Regions from separate parts of the Homo sapiens genome. Here region 2 is linked to region 1. Evidence: read pairs that join two places in POLR2A ChIA-PET (ENCODE). Cell type or tissue: MCF 10A. All regions are shown on one strand. Links, peaks and the distances in the headings refer to the core of each region. The heading gives the core; the rest is flanking DNA.

Region 1 (8,318 bases), core at 5-8,004:
AACGCAAGTCGAAGAGCTGGGGCACTGGGAAGATGCAGGACACAAAGTCGCCATCCTGGCCCTGGGCCCTGAGCTCCAGGCTCCGCTCTTGGCTGTTGACTTCCAGGGATATCTGGGTAGAATTTGGAAAGGGAAAGGACAGAGATTCAGAGCTCCAGAGTCACACCATGGGCACGTTCAGGGACCTTGAACTCATTTCACAGGAGGGGAACTGAGGCCCAGAAAGAGAAGAAAGCCGGCTGGGGTCAAGGAGCTATACATCCTGAAAGAATGAGGTAGGTACTGGTGGGCTGGGGACAGGCTTGAGGGTAGGCACAGGATGGAGCAGGGAGACCCCAGAAGTCACAAGCCGGGATGAAAGGTGGGCTGGACTGGTGCTACCCAATGCCCTAAGAGGCAATCAGGGCACAGGGGAGGTTCACCTGTGGATACCCATTTGCATCGGTCACTTGAAACAGATACCACGTCTTCTGGTGGGTGTGTTTCTTCAGCAGTAGTGTCAGCACCAGGGCAAACTCCTCCGGGAGACCCCGAGGGAATACTCTTCTGGAGATGGAGCAGGGAGGGTGCCCTGAGGCTCCAATGAGGACCCAAATGCTGCCCACCCTGAGCCCTCAGGACTGCTGAGCCTACCCAAGACATCCACAGGCACACATCTTCCATCATATACATTCATTCACTCTCCATACCTTTACTGAGTGCCTTCCGCGAGCTAGGTGCGGGTCTGGCTGCTGGGAATAACAGTGGTGAAGGCTGGGTGCGGTGGCTCATGCCTGTAATCCCAGCACTTTGGGAGGCCGAGGTGGGCGGATCACCTGAGGCCAGGAGTTGGAGACCAGCCTGGGCAGCATGGTGAAACACCGTCTCTACTAAAAATACAAAAAATTCGCCAGGTGTAGTGGCAGGCGCCTGTAATCCCAGCTACCCGGGAGGCTGAGGCAGGAGAATTGCTTGAACCCAGGAGGTGGAGGTTGCAGTGAGCCAAGATCACGCCACTGCACTCCAGCCTGGGCAACAGAGCAAGACTTGGTCTCAAAAAGAAAACCAACCAACCAACCAAACAAACAAACAAACAAAAAACCCACATACACAGTGGTGAAAATACAGAGGCACTGCCTGCCTTCATGGAGCCTTCACGTCTGATGGGGGCAGGGAGGCCATGAGCAAAGAATCCCCAGAATGACTATTTCGCTATCGCATTGCAATTTGAATAAGTGCTTCCAATGAACCCAGAATACCCTAGGTGAATAACTGGAGCAAGGGTGGAAGGAGAGATACTGAAAAAAAGATGGAAAGGGTTCAGCATGACCAGAGCAGCAAGAGATAAAAAAGAGCATTTTGAGAGCTGAGGTTGAAGAGGCAAGCAGGGGCCAGGCCAGGGCTTGTGGGAATTTGGACTTCACACACATGGGTGCACACACACGCATGTGCGCACACACACACATGCACACACGCACATGACTCTTGCCAGGTTCCCGCCCACATCCTGTGTTCTCACAGTGCCCACAGGATGCAGACCTGTTCCCACCCACTGCTGGCCAGAGACAGGGGAAAGACAGAAGGTAGGTCTGCCAGGTACCACCTCTCAGCCCACCCTGCAAGCCCAGGGGTGGAGACCAGGTTGACTCCTGGCAGGGGCTGGGATGCAATGACCCACAGACAGGCCCCTGGGCTTAAGCCCCACATCTGGAGTTGCTGAGGAGTGTGGCTGAGGTCAGTGTTGATTCTCAGTGGTCACATGGATGCATTTACCGCGTGGGCTGGGTCACGGGGGCCGCCCCCAGGCGCAGGATGAGAGGCCCCTTGGGGTTGCGGATCTTCTTGATGGCAGACGTCTTCATGAGGCTGAGTCGGTGGATGAGGTTGAAGCCTTTGGGGGAGACATCAGGTGAAGAGCTCAGCTGAGCAGGTGGAGAGGGGTACAGATCACTCCCAGAGGAAGGTTGCAGGGACGGCGCGATGAGATGGTTGGGTGCTCACCAGTCACGTTGGCTGGCAGGCTACTACTGTGTTCCAATTTGAGTCCTTCCTGCTGTGAAGGTGGGCATTGTGCACCTAGAAGAGAAGGGGCAGGGGGGCATTAGGTGCGCTCAGGCCAAGGTTGCTGCACGGCTGGACGCCTGGGGAACCTGGGAGGGAGCAAGTTTATAGTCCTCACTCTGGACCATCAGCTAGATCCTGCCTTCACCACCTGCCTTCTGACCCTGGCTCCCCAGGAAGCCTGGAGGCCCCCAACCCAGCATACAGTTTGGAAGACTGAGGTCCAGAGACTGAGGCCCAGGCCAAGGTCACTAAGTGAGCCAACAGCAGAGCAGGCCCAGAACTCCAGGAACCCAAATCTCCCAGCACTCCAAGTCAGGAGCTAGGCCAGCAAGGGAGAGAATACACGAAGCTCTAGGTGGCTCTCGAGCACAGATGGAGTGGGGAGCTGTGTATTTACACATGTGCCCCCTCCATGACATACACCCAGGTGGGGGGCAGAGGAGCTCTTCAGGGGTAAGGAAATGTCAGAATCATGCACATTGTGTGTTATGTACAATTATATGTACGTGTCTGTACATGTGGGAGTTGTAGGTGCCCATGCCACGAGGGATGACATGTGCAGCTGGCACACGTGTTCTCAGCAATAGGAACGTCCTACATCCAAATCAGACAAGCAGGCCAGACACAAGTAGGAGCCAACAGAATGAATATTTACCTGAATAACCACCTTGTGAAACAGCGAGAAGAGACTGAGGGTCTGAGGGGACCACAAGCTCAAGGGTACCACCAGGGCCTTGGAGCTCCAGGAAGGGCATATTAATGGGTTAGGGCTCCCAGAGAAGGAGATAGCTTAACTCAGGTTTCCAAAGCCCTGAAAGAACAGGTGGGCAGCCATGGGCCTCCCTCGCCCTGGGGCTGACTGAGCAGAAGTGTTGGGGGAGGTGCTACAACAGGAAAGACAGAGGCCAGAATCAAAAAGGCCTTCTCATCAATGCAGAGGGATAGGTGGGAGAAGACGGTGAAGACAGCTCCTAGAAGCTGGCCTTGCACTCTCTGGCTAGACTGGCTGGAAGAAGGAATCCTGGGGCCCTGGGGCCCGGTGCCAATGACCCCACTGCACTCTCCCTCCCCCAGGTCTGGTCAGAAAGACCATCACTGTCTTCAGCATCACAGCAGCAATGGGTGACTCACCCCTTGGCAATGGGCCCAGATTCCTTACAGATGTTGAAATTATCTGCCCCATCCCCCCCAGGGGACCCAGTGAGGGAGAGGAGAGCAAAGCTCACGCACACACAAGCAGAAACACATATGTGCACATACAAGGGGCAGGCGGCCACACTCACCCTGGGTCCACAATCCCTTTCACCTCAGCTTCTTGGTTTTTCTGCTTTTCCTAGCTGGGTTTGGGTCCTAGGAGTTCTGTTCCTGCTTGGCGAAGCAGCTGAGCTACTGAGCCCAGAGGGCACCCAGCAAGGCCAGGCAAGTTGCCCGGTCAACTTCCCCTGGCTTTGGGCCCTGGAAAGCTGCACCCTCTGTCTCATCCAGAGTCTGGGCCTCGGGGTGGGCCTTTTATTAGAGATTCAGGGCCAGCCGTGGAGGAGGAGAAGCACGTGAGCTAGAGGGATGGAGTCTCCACCATGAAAAGGATCAGCAGGACTTGGGGTTCTCTGGGGAGGCGGCGTCCTTCTGCAGGGAGAGCTCACTGCCTGTTCCTCCCCACCCCACTGGTCCTACCAGCAATGTGTCCACAGGATTGGCTTACGTATTGGGGTGGGAGGTTGTTCTCTTACACACAGAGACACAGGAATACATACGAATGCACAAAGCCAGTCTGAGAGACAAACACAGAGATGCTCAGAGACATAAACGTACGAAGACACAGGCACACACACTCTCCAGCTCACTGCACACAGGCTCAAGGGTGCCAACACCTCAGATCACCCTGAGCCCAGCCCCTAGACTCTGCTATAACTGCCCACACGACCACACATACATGGTCACATATGTGCAAGGACCCCAGCACCCCAGGATACCAGTTGCAGGCCTGTGATACTGTGACTCTCCTGTGTCATCTCACCTGTATTTGCCCCATGGCCGAAGGTAGCCCAAAGACCGAGCAGCCACAGGCCAGGAGCCCAGGATACCCACATCCCGGTCCAAAGAGGTCAGCTACAGCCACAGCACCTGAAAACCACAGAGACCGGGAAGGCGGATTTCTGAGTTCACACAGCACAACTCCACACGTGGGCAAGTCGTGGACAGCCTGTGGGGCCCAGGCACTGGTATTGGGGTGGCAGGAGGTCTGGCCAGGCATCAGTCTCTCTCAGAGGCCCAACCACAGCCCTTGGGCTAGGATTTGAGCAGAGGCGATATTCAAAATATTTAACCACCGGTATGGCACGGATACCAGCTTTCAGGCAAAGCAGAAAGCTGCCTACTGCACTGAAATAGTGTCCAGGCAGCATCTGGCTGTGCCAGTGGATACTTGCTGGATTGGGAGAGGTCTAGAAGGTCTTAGAAGGCCAGAGAAGTTGGAATAGTGATGAGGGCTTAAAGAAGAGGCTATTCTTCAAGACACGTGGAAGTATTTCAAGTCTAGCATCTTGTGCACTGTCCTGGTATATATACCAGCCTGATACCTTACTAGCGCACCCAGCTCAGCCCAGGAAGCCCTCCCAGGCACCCACAGGGTCAGGGGCTGGTGACTGGGCTGAGATTGTGGGCCACAGCCTTCCATAGGGCTGTGTGGGGGCCAAGGAAGCTTTCCCCATAGGTATAGTGGGCAGGAGAGCAGGTCTCTAGGGCTCAGGACCTCATTGCCAGCCACCCCCGCCCCCAGCTGATGGATGCTTGTCTTTTAGTTTTATTAAACCCTGATGGATGGGCCCAGATAAATCGATGCAGGCTCAGCAAGTGGCCAGCAGAGCCATACATCGTCTGGCCTCCCCCAGGACAGGCAGCTCACGTGCACAAACACAGAGCCATGCATGTGTCAGCACAGCACATGCAGATGCGCAGGTACATGTACATAAGGACACATATGTGGTACCAGTGTGCATACAAAGCTATCTGCACACAGGCATGCTCACGGAAACATATGCTCGCTGATATACCCAGACACACCAGCTTGCATATACCCACATGCGCACAGCCAGCCTATGACCACTCCTCCTGTAGGTCTTCCTGTTGGGAAGTTCTAATGCAAGTCTGACTGCATTCCTTCCAACTCTAATGAAATCCAATTTTCCTTCCCTCAATCATGGATAGGAAATGAAAACAGAAAGGACCCCTTACCCCAATATATTTGGAGATAGGACTCCAGCCCCCTTCTCCCTGGGACAGAACTGTGCCCCCAGCCTGCCTATTCATCCCCCATCCTAGTGATATACACATCCCAGCTCTCAAACCCTATCCTGGTCTTCCTCCTGCCAGCCAATAGAAGGGCTGCCAGCTGTGGCGCCATGTGGGTGCATGTGGAGGCGTGAGGATGGATGTGATCCTGTCCCCTTCCGGCTCCTAGTCTCTGGTCGCCACTCCTCAGGCTCCAGCCAGAGTGCAGGGCTGCAAGGACAGAGCCAGAGAAGCTTCCAAGGAGACGGCTCACCCCAACACAGAGGCATAGATTTGGGCGCAGGGAGTCAGAACCAGGATGGAGTTTAGAGCTCATCTCGCTCTAGAGAAGACGACCAAGGCCCAGAGAGGGAATGCCACTTTCCTCAGGTCACACAGCAAGTCTGGCAGAAAGGGCCTCTCAGCCCAGAGCCCTGAGGCCGCCCACTGTATCCCTACTTACCGGTGGCCGGGGATCCCCCCACCTCACTGAGCAGTCCAGGCAGCAGGCGGAGGAAGCAGAGCCCAGGTTCCTCAGGTCCGCTAGGGGTTCTCTATCTCTCCGTGACGGTCACGGGTCCCCAGCTTCCTGGCGCTCGAGCTCTCCCGGCTGTCTGCTGCCCGGCGCACGCCTGCCGGGGACTGCCGGCCACTCCGGGTGGGGGAAGAGAGGCGGTTCCAGGGGGCTGGGGGCCTGCCAGGGACACTAATGGAACACAGCTGGACCGGCCCGCCAGGGAGGAGGAGGAGGAGGGCCTAGAGGGGGCTCCAGCGGCACCAGAGGCGGCTAGACTGCGGGGTGCACAGCCCCGCCCCGGGTCTGGCCGAGCTCCCAGGCCCGCCCCTCCTGCCTCACCGCCAGGTGAGCGATCCTCGAGCTAGGCGGGACCCTACGTGCCCAGAGCTGCCCTGGAAGGGGGCTCCTGCGGGCCCTTTAAGAGTCAGGCCTGGAGTTTGAAGAGCTCCCCCTTTCCATGTCCCTGGCTGGGCCCCCAGAAGGCTGCGGGGTGGGGGGGCGGGGAGGGGACAGGGGTGGAGGGAGCAGGGTAGAGACCCTCCTCCCAAGTGCGTGGCACCCATGATGTGGCTGCCGCCCAAGCCTCGGTGGTCAGCTTTTTCCAATTCCTCTGCCTAACATTCCCAGTCAGTCTGTCCCTAGGTCTGTCTGTACTGGGAGGAGGAGGGTGGGAACCCCCTCCCTCCTCCGTGCTAAATTAACCCCCTCTGCTCTGGCCTGACTCCCAGAGAAGTGAGACTGAGGGAGTCCCCTTATTCCTCCTTACTCCATGAGGTTGGAAGGGCTCAAATCCCTGGCCCCTGCTCTGGCTTTGCGGTTCCAAATGTGCTGTGTAACCATACTCCGTTTTCTCATCTGGAAGATGGGATCGTGAGAGTATATGCCTCATAGACCTTTGCTGTAAGCAGGAAATGGGCCAAAGGCTGTAAGCGCTTAGCACACGGTCTGGCACATGAGAGGAGCTCAGTAAATATTTGCTGCTATTATCGTTATTACTGTGATCCCTGGCAGGGGACGGGACTGGATTTCAAGCCTTTACACCAGCACTGGGGAGGGACCTGCTTTATATTCACGGTCCAAGGACGCAAGAGGAATTGAGCTGGGCTGAAAGATTGGAGCTCTGAGGAGGAAGGAGCCGGTAATGTTCCGAGTTCTGCCCAGAGGCAGGGCCGTTGACCAAGGTGGAATCCCCACCAAGGGTCTCCTCCCGCTGTAGACCGAAAGCAAATTTATTGGCACCAAGGCTGAGGATCCACAAAGTAGGTTCAAGAGGCCATGAGATGCTGGGCTGAAGAGGGAGAAACTGAGCGTCCCCAGTTGAGGGGGGCTCTGGGGGCTCTGTGGAAGCAACGCGCCTAGCCCTGTGGCCTCGGCTAACCCGGGGTAGGGGGAGGTTGTAGGGGCAGGCCTGGGATTTCCCGCCTCCAGACCCAGAGGCGCTGAGTCAGCGGAAACCCCAACCACGCCACAGAGGCGCCCCACTGTGGTCCCAGTGAGGAGCTGGCCCCAGATGTGGCTGTGGCAGTGGTGGGGCCTGGGAAGTGCTGAGCTCAGCAGGCGGGAAGCGGAGGGGGTGGGGCCTTCTGAGCACTCTGGCCTGCGGGGTGGGTGGGCACAGGCCCCGCCTGCCCTACCAGAGGGTGCTGCCCCAGCAGTGGGCACTCGGGAGAGGTGGGAAGCGCATATAGGTCAGGCTCTGTGCTGAGAACTTCACATATGCTAACTCCTTCGATCTTTACAACAACGCCTTAAGGCAGAATTCCATTTTTATTCCCAAACCTGCAGCACAGGAAAAACACAACTTGCCCGGGATCCCACAGCTAGTCAGTGGTGGAGCAGAACTCATGTCCAGCCAGCCTAGACTCAGCACGTGCTCTTAACCACCATGCCATCCTGACAGCTCCCACCCGTGCCCCAGACAGGGCAGGTGGCTGGGCCAGGGATGGAGGAACCTGAGAAGGGAGAGCCAGATGCCTTCCCACAGCACCCCAAGGGTGCTCACAGGAACAGCCAAGCCTGGGACACACCTTACGCCTAGAAACACTATCATAGACAGTCTAGGAATGTGCCCATGCCCCTTCCTCCCTTCCACACATACGTGCACACATCCAGAAACACGCAGTCAGGTAAAGTTCTAGCACAGCACTTGAGTACGCAGACTCCATATGCATGTATAGGCACTCATGTTCACACAGACACACCCTGGCCCTAGAAACAGTTACACACAGATGTGTAGAGACTCAAGATACGCCTCCACATCAAAGATACACAGAAACACATGTAAGAGCCCAGATTACCCCACAGAAATATATCCCTGGACATATCCAAACACAGGTACATAATTCTCAGAATGCCTGCATACAGCACTGTATATACTCGAATGTGCACACACAGACACATGCCTGTACACATAGACATGTGTGCACATAAACATACATGTGACCACAGGCATAATTACTCAGATATGCAAGCAGAGAAGCCTGCAGAC
Region 2 (8,315 bases), core at 1-8,000, 52 kb after region 1:
TTATCCCTAGAATGTACAAATGCTTTCCTCCCTCCACACATCTGCTAACACTATTCCCTGCCCTTGAAATACCCTTCCCTCTATTGCAATCTGCCAAAATCATCTACATGTCAGTTGCCACCTCCTCCAGGAAGCCTTCCTAGACTGACAATACAGTGGTTTCGATATGCTGGTCCTCTTTTCTATGGCCTAGTCCCCAGGCCATCTTCTTCTATACCTGTGAGGATCTTGGGCTCATCCCTCCTGTGGTCCCTGAGGAAGGGTCTCAGTCTCCCATGCTGCTCTTGTTCAGAGGGCCTAGCTTCTGGGAAGACAGGCATTCAGCAAACATGGGCCAGATATTGCTGGGAGTTCCTCCACCCCAACCACAGAGAGGCCCCTCTTGCTTCACCCCTGGTGCCAGCAGGCGGGGTGAGCACAGGCTCTTTGTCACTTGCACAGGACTGCAGATACCTGCTATGCTGTGCTTCACAGACCCCTCCCCCCAAACTCCACACAGTCCTGTGCCCTCAGCCTACTATGGTATGAATGTGTTAAAAATAACCACAATAATCATCACTTCCACAGGGAGAGAGCGCTGTGATTTACAAAGCAATCGTCCCTTCCCTGGGCTCCCTGCTTCCTTCCTGAGGCTGGTCCCAGAGCCCTGAGCAGGAGCCGACTGATCCCCTTGACACATGCTCTGTCATGTCCCCCCATGGCACCCCATCCCCAGCAGTGCTTCTTGCACCCCACAGTGTATCAGAATCACAGGGCGCAGTGGGGGAAAGAGGTGGCTTTTGAAAGGCACAGGCTCTACCCCTGCAGTCCAATGAAACTGGGTACCCCTATGAGATCATGTACCTAGCCAGAATGCCAGACCGCCCCCCCCAATAATTCTTCCTCCCCAGGCTGCTGACCTATCTACTCAGCCTCCCACCACAGAGAGCTGGGTCCCTGCCACCTCCCCCATGTGGCCAGAAGCTCCTCGAGAGCAGGGATCGTGTCTGACTCAGCCTGCTTCCCCCAAGACGCCCAGTTTCTTGCTGCCATAAAGCCCTTGGCCAAGAGGATGAGGCCCCAGTGTCCTGGGATGGCAGTCAAAGCCCTGGCCCCGTCTCCCTCCACCAGGGCTACCATCCAGCAGCTCCAGTCTCTTTATAGCTCCTACCCCCGGCGTGGTTCACACCTCCACGCCCTTGCACAGGCTGTTTCCTCTACCTCGAAAGCCCTTCCTCCTGAGAGCTTCCCCAAAGCATGGGGCGGAAGATGACTTGGGGCGGCTCACAAATGTGCCATTAAATGACACTGGATCCTGGACTGAGGATGTCAGGCTCTCCCAGGTCTCTTCATCAGTTTGTATGGGATAGTCTGGTTTGTGCCTGTTGTCCTGATGTAATTGATGGTACCCACCTCTTCCCTTTCATAACCTCAGATGTGTCACAGTTTAGATGATAAATTACATGGTCACTTTAATCCTTCCAACTGCATGAGAGATAAAGCCTGTGCAGTTCCAGACTTTAACACATCCCCAATGTGTGCTAATTCCTCTCTCTAACAAATGGAGAGGTAGGAAAAGCATCTAGCTAGAAGTTAATAACGGCGCTTTGTTTTCACTGTGGTTGTTTCTTTGGTTATCTTCTATTTCAGATAAATGATACTCTTTCCATTTAGGATATGAAACTTATTTTTAATATATTAAATTTTAAAAATGATACAATTGAAAGAGAAATTTCACAGGCTAGTGAATTCCTATTCACTCCTTAAAACTCAACTCCAAATCACCTTCTTTAGAGCACCTTCCTCCCCTTTGTGGTTTAATCCCTTACTCTTCCTCTTCCTTTGACATCTGGCAGGGTCACAGTCGTACCTATTACACTAAATTATGATGACCCAGCTACTACTTTGTTAGGCATCTACCATGTGCCAGGCACTGGGCACTTACTCTCATCCTCTCACTGAACCCTCCCCACAGCTCTGTGGAATAGCTCTCACTACCCCCGCTTTACAGGTGATGAAGTGGGAGTGAAGGAACTTATCAACAGTCACTCAGCTAGTCAGTGGTAAGGTCCAAAACTGAACCCGGACTGGGCGACTTCAGTCTGTGGCCTTGACCACCACTGTCCTAGTTAGTGCTCTCCCTCCCCCACCGGTGGGCAGACAGTGTGCCTAGCTCACCTCCTACTCATTCAGAGCCAGCCCTAGGCCTGGCACAAACTCTACTCTGATAAAGACATGAAGATGTGTGTGAGGGATTGGCTGGAACTCAGTCCCTGCTGAGATGTCTGGGGATGTCTGGGCCCCGCTCCCCACCCTATGGTAGAGCACACAGAGCCCCACCAGCACAGATCTGGGCTGGAAGGACCTTCCAGGAAATACCACCACCGTGTGTGCTGGGTCTCCCCGCCCCCACCCTGCCTCCTCACTGCCTGGGCCCCCAACAGGCAGGGAAGGCCCCCACTTCCTGCTGCCAGACCAGGATGGCCGAGAGAGCAGCAGGGTCTGAGCGCTGGGAGGGAAACGCCAATCTTAGGACAGGGCTGGGCAAATCAGAGGCAGCTTCCTAGAGGGGACAGGGCTTGAGCAGTGCTTAGAAGGATGCAGGAGTTCTGGATAACCAAGGGCAAACACCATTCGAGGAGCCTCAGTTGAAAGGGTGGGGGAGAATTCGAAAGAAGGCTCAAAAGCAGGTGGTAGCTAGGTCCCGGGTGGGGCTTGGACACCAGGCTGAGGAGTTTCAGTAGCACTGGGGATTTGCTGGGGGCTCGATCAGGGGGTGACACACAGATAACTGGGGGTTCTGAGGCCCCAAGATGGGCAGCACCTTGTCCAAGTCACAGAGCAGCAGTGGCAGGTGGGGTTTTGAGCCCACTCTTGCCTCCCAGGAGACCCCAGGTTCACCTGGTGGCCACACCTCAAGGATGGAGCCTGATGATGGGGAGGGTGAGCCTGCAGCAAGCAGCCAGGGGCAGGCCAGTGCCCACAGGGGAGGTAGGGATTGTGGCCAAGGAGAGAGGCGTGCATGAGGCGGGGTTCTTTCTCCCAAGTATCACTGGGCACAGCCATTCCCACTGCCCAGTGCCTCCTCAGGATTAGAGGGTCAGTGGGCAGGAACTGCAGGCTGGCACTGGCCATCAGGAGCTGAGCCCTGCAGCTGGCACTAACTCTGCGGCCCGCCTTCCAGCCCTGACCTCAGCCAGCCTCCGTGCCAGTCCTCCACCAAGCTCCTTCCTGCCTGCCTTTCTTTTCTTCCTTTTCCCCCACTTAACAGATTGCGGCAGCAAGATGGCACAAATTTATGGCTCAACTCACCAAAAATAACAAGAGATCTATCAAAGGCAGTTTGCGTGAAATTAACAGGCGCCTGTACCCTCTTGTCAAACTCACTCGGCTCTGAGGCGTCCCAGGCACTCCGCCAGTCACTGCCCACCAGCCCCCAGCCCAGTGCTCTTCCGGTACCAGCCCAAGCCCACCCTGCTAGGCCTCACTGTGGATCTTCCTCGGGGGTGTCCCAGAGAAGATGAACACAGCTTCCCTGCCCTGGTGCCTGGGAGAGGGGCCAGGACAAGGGTCTCACCCTTCCTGCTCACTACCATCCCCACGAATCTTGCTCTCAGTCTGGCAGCTGCAGGTGCCAGTCCATTCTCCTGCAGCCCAGTGGGGAGGAGACAAGGGGAGGAATGGAGGGGGCCAAAGGCTCGGCAAAGGTGGTGCTGCCACAAGGCACAGACGGTGCCACGGACCCTCAGACATGCCCTGACATGTGGAACAAACAGTCATGTGCCCGCTATGTCTCACACCAGAAAGGTTGGGCAGGAGGGAGGGGATGGCAGAATAGAAGAGCTTCCTGCCTGCCAAGGGAGGGGAAGGGGCTGTGCCAGCCCAGCTCTGGGCACCAGTGTGCCATGTGAGCCCACTTATGACAGCTGATGCCACATCATCCCATGCCAACTCCCTACAGGGGCCCTCCCTAAAAAGCAACCCCAAGGAAACATGCCAAGTAGGACAAGGGGCAAGAGCAGAGGTCAGGCTTGGGAACAGCTGGGAGCCCCAGCTCAGGGCTCCCTGCTCAGAGAGACACCTGGCCTCATGCCCAGGAATAATCAGGCATCCAGTCTCCACCCATCTCTAGCCCCAGAGGCCTCTGCAGAGGCTCTGATGATGGTGCCTTTCCCATCACCGGCCCTCTCTGATCCCCAAAGACACCCCAGCTACCAACCAACTCCTGCTTCCGGCTTCAACCAAGCCCAGCTGGCTGCTCCTGGCTCTGTGCTCCACATGGCAGCCCGCCCAGATGGTGCCCGCCCATGAGGGCAGAGCCTTGCTCCGTCCACTGCAGATCACTGGACCGATGGACCGCAGGGAAAGCCAGACAAAAGAACCCGCCTGCAGCTGAGCACGATGGGGGAGACCCCCACAGAGTGACAGGCAGTGGTGGCCATGCAGGAAGAGCCATAAGCCTCCTGATATACGCCTGGCGTTCTCCGCCGATGTTCAACAAAGAAGCAAAATTCAATTTCTTCCTACAGGCACTAAATCCCAGGCCAGCCTCCAGGGCCTGTAACCTACCCGCGGCCCGGCTGTCACTCGGACGGCTTCATTGACCGCCGTTAGAGGCCAAGCTAGCCTGGGAGAGAGGCCACAGCAAAGCCACCGGGCACTTGCCGTGGATGGGCACGATGTCAGATGTCTCATTGGAGAAGCCAAGAAGGCCCCCATCGAAAGTACTGGGTTAGGCTACTTTCAAGATAACTACCCCCTCTAATTAATTCAGGGATACCTCCCCATTCTACAAAGAAACCACTGCCCACCAAAAATAAAGGGATCAACTCAAGGTAACAGTCAAAGGTAGAGGCCAACTCCAGGGCTCTAGCCAGCAGAGCAGGGCTGGGGACAGGCCGCTCTCCTCCAGCACTCCTAGCAGCCCTCACATGATACCCTGTCTCCTTGTAAACACTCTCCCAGTGAAATCCAGATGCCCTTTCCATCCTCTATCCCTGCATCCTTGATCCTCATGAGGATAAGCCAGCACCTGTATCCCAAATGGGGAAACTGAGGCCCAGAGAGAGGAGAGGCCTCCCTGTCGGTACCAGAGCTGCAGACCAGACCCCAGACCTGCCTCCTTCCCATCCCCATGTCATCAGTCCCTGTTCCCTCCAGGTCTCCTGGTCAGTCCCCGGCCCAGCACTGTTCAGCGGGCACACAGGATCCAGCTGAGGCCCTCAGGGCCTTGAAGCTGCAGGAAGCAGGGTCTGTAGAAGGCAGCCGTGGCTGAGGGAGCTGGGGTGGGAGCGGGAGCAGGCAGGACTCAAGGGCTCGCAGAGCTTTTGCCCAGTCAGCAGGAAGCTCTAGCAGCTGGCGGCCTCGGTCCCAGAAGACATGGGTCCTGAGGGGGAAGACGGGACACTGGGAGCTGAGCCAGCCCAGCCCTCCAAGGCAGCCTGGAAGCTCAGGCCTCTTCACCCAGGGACACTCTTCCTTGCCTCTCTCTGCCCTGACCCCGGGGCAACTGCCAAAACTCACTGACCTGTGTGGACAGGAATGCATCCCTGCTCCCTGCCTACTCCAGCCTCCAGGCAAACTTGTCAACTTGCAGCGCCAGGGCCTGCCACGATCATTCCCAGCCTTGGGCCTTTGTGCACCCTTCTTGCTCTGCCTAGAATGCCCTCATCTCACTTCTGCTTGTCCTTCAGGTCTCTGTTCCTGTATTACTTCCTTCAGGGAGCCTCCCCTGGCTGCCCAGTTAGGAGGTCCCTCCCTGGGTTTATATATCACCCTGCATTATCTGATCTGTGCCCCCATTCATCTAGCCAGTCTGCAAACTCTTCAAGAGTGAGGTCTCACTGCCATGCATTTTGGTGACCGCAACATTTGGACAAGGCTCAGCAGAGGGGTGACATCAGTGAACAGCTACATGCATGGCCGAGGATCTGCCAGGATGGACACCAGGGACACTGTCAGCCCCTGCAGACCCCGCCCCACCCAGGCCCTGCTGAGACTCACCATATCTCATCTCGGTTGTGAACAGATCATTGCTGCTCCCCGAGTGCAAATCGGCCTCAGCAGGTGGGGCTGGGCCCCCGGGCACCAGGGCATTGGACAGGGTGTGGGCAGCAGGAGGGCCTGGAGATGTGGTGGTGGTGGAGCCGGCCCCCGCCTCTCCAGGGCAGCTGCAGCCTGGCTGAGCAAAGCCGCAGGCCCTGCCGGCAGCGCGGCCACACTCCTCACTCCAGCGGCAGAGCACACCACAGGTGAATTGGCTAGAGTTGTTGTTGTTGATGAGCAAGACCTCGACAAAGCGGAAGGCTAGGGCAGCGGGCGCCAGCAGGCGCGGGGCCTCGGAGGGCTCAGCCGACAGGCACAGCTGCACGAAGTTCTTGTCGAAGTGCAGGAAGGTAAAGGGGCCTGAGCCGCTGCACAGCTCCAACCCCGCTGCCGCCTCTGCCTCCTCCTCTTCTGGCCGCCCCACCTCTGACTCCGCCTGGGCCACCGCCTCCTCGGGGCTAGGCCGCAGGCAGGTAAAGTTGACCAGGTAGTGGTCCAGGGGCAGCAGGCGGGGGGCAAAGTGTGCGCACACCTGCTCCTGGCGGTTGAAGCGCAGGTAGAGGGAGTACTTGGTGGGGTCAGGGTTCTCCAGGGTCCAGGAGCAGCCCGAGGCGATGGTAGGAAAGAGGTCCTGCAGCGAGAAGGCCCCGTAGAGCACACCCGAGGCCAGGGCAGAGCAGGCACTGGGGGCGGGGTCGAAGGCGGTGGCCAGGCGCAGGGACAGAATCACAGACAGTAAGAGGGGACAGGCTGGGGTCATCCTATGTCCCTTGCCCTGTGGAGAGAGACAGTGGTCAGCGGGCCCCCAGCACAGCCAGCATGGGCTCTGAACCTTCTATGGTGAGCTGCGGGAGTGGGCCTCATAAGTTAAGACCCTGGTCTTTGAAGTGTCACCTGGGTCCACCTGTGTGAACTTAGACAAGGGACTTGACCTCTCTGAGCCTCAGTTTCCTTACCTGTAAAATGGACCAATGATAGGACCTATCGCACAAGTTTCCTACAAGGGTGAAATAAGTAAGGGAAAGGACTCGCGAGAGTGCCTGGAATCTTGTGAGCCCTGAAGAAACAGTAGTTGTTGTTGCCATCGTTCTGTTTCCTCAGAGTCAGCCCATCAACTACAAGCATATTCGCCTTGCATTCAGATCCAGCCCCAGCCTCACCATCCAACCTGTATTCTCCATAACTCTTGCTCTCCATCCCCGTGTGTCGTGATCAGCTGTGAGGCATGTCACCGCGTAATCCTGTGGTAATTGTCAAAGTGGTGATGTTTGACTATGATTTGCTTTTTTATAAATTAGAGCAATTTGAGGTTATTCCTGGAACAATGTCATTCTCACTCACTTGCTTTACTGAGAGGGAGAGAAAGGGGCGGAGTTACAGCCAGTGTGCCAGGAACTGCGCACAACCTGAGCCATGCCCACAGGAGGGCACTGTCAGTGTGGACGTCACATGTATCACTGCTGTGGATTTCCTGGTTGGAATAAGGGGGAGAGGCACCGAGTAAGGGGACATTGGGCTTGAGCCCCAACCCAGCCAGCCACCTGCTGGTGGGTGACCCTCATGAGTCTCAGTTTTCTCATCTGTAAAATGGGTGCAGAAATTCCCCCTCTTACTTCCCTCTTCCCCTCCAGCTCCATGGGATTATCTTCCAAGGCCTGGTTCAGGGCCTGCTACCCCACCCCCCACTACCCACCTGTGAAGCCACCAGCCAGTCGTGACCTCTCTCCTATACTGTTTCCCCAAGGCTAGTTCATTCAGCTTATGGGTCTTCCAGTTCCTAAGAGTGGGGACCCAAGCTTGTTGCTTTCTACCTTCCCTTAAAGTGCTGCCCTAAGCTGAGCTCCCAACAGGTGTGAATGTACTCCAGGTGTGGGTGGGCACCTAGGACCCAAGCCCGACCCATACAGACACACAGAGCAGTCAGGCCAGAGTGGGTAAGGGCTGAGGATGGGGGGAGCTGCAGGTGCCCTCCCACCCACCAGGCCAGGGCTGTGTCACTGCCCACAGCCTGCGCAACCTCTACCCAACTGCCCAGAAAATGGAACCTAGCGCGTGGTCTGAATCAGCCCCACTTCCAATCCTACCCCCCAAGTAATCCAAGCGGCCTCCCTCCTGCATGCCACAGGATAGCTCACAGCACTGCATGGGCCCCCTAGAGCCCAGCTGGTCCTCATCAGAGGAGAAAAGATGGGGCTAGGAAAAGGGAGACAACCCGCTCCAGATCACACAAAGGTGGCCACAGAGGACGCAAGCCCAGGATCTGAGGCCCAGCCCAGGCCTGTCTCCCTCCA

The links. Peaks named below come from ENCODE experiments on the same cell type or tissue, not always from the same donor. Only the 100,000 strongest peaks of a DNase experiment are listed, where the experiment ranks them.
Region 2: POLR2A ChIA-PET joins it to region 1 with 10 read pairs; 12 of 35 experiments call an interaction of 5 or more read pairs at or near these places.

The regions. Positions count from the first base shown.
Region 1 is chr1:31,698,061-31,706,378 of GRCh38, forward strand. COL16A1 (collagen type XVI alpha 1 chain) reads right to left here and starts at 5,957. Exons shown (of 71, transcript NM_001856.4): 1 at 5,777-5,957; 2 at 4,061-4,167; 3 at 1,981-2,055; 4 at 1,753-1,870; 5 at 423-546; 6 at 1-112. The coding sequence starts at 4,133. RefSeq lists enhancers at 1,056-1,809, 3,316-4,068 and a silencer at 7,378-7,427. In MCF 10A, for the core only: a CTCF peak has its summit at 7,298; DNase peaks (open chromatin) are centred at 3,171, 3,491 and 7,311.
Region 2 is chr1:31,750,017-31,758,331 of GRCh38, forward strand. ADGRB2 (adhesion G protein-coupled receptor B2) reads right to left here. Exons shown (of 33, transcript NM_001364857.2): 2 at 7,366-7,495; 3 at 7,185-7,265; 4 at 5,983-6,799. The coding sequence starts at 7,205. Among named protein-coding and RNA genes, the nearest start is that of MIR4254, 4.6 kb to the right of the region's middle. RefSeq lists enhancers at 1,057-1,136, 3,162-3,776, 3,777-4,390, 4,757-5,363, 5,969-6,574 and 1 more. In MCF 10A, for the core only: no CTCF peak of the experiment used is centred there; a DNase peak (open chromatin) is centred at 4,065.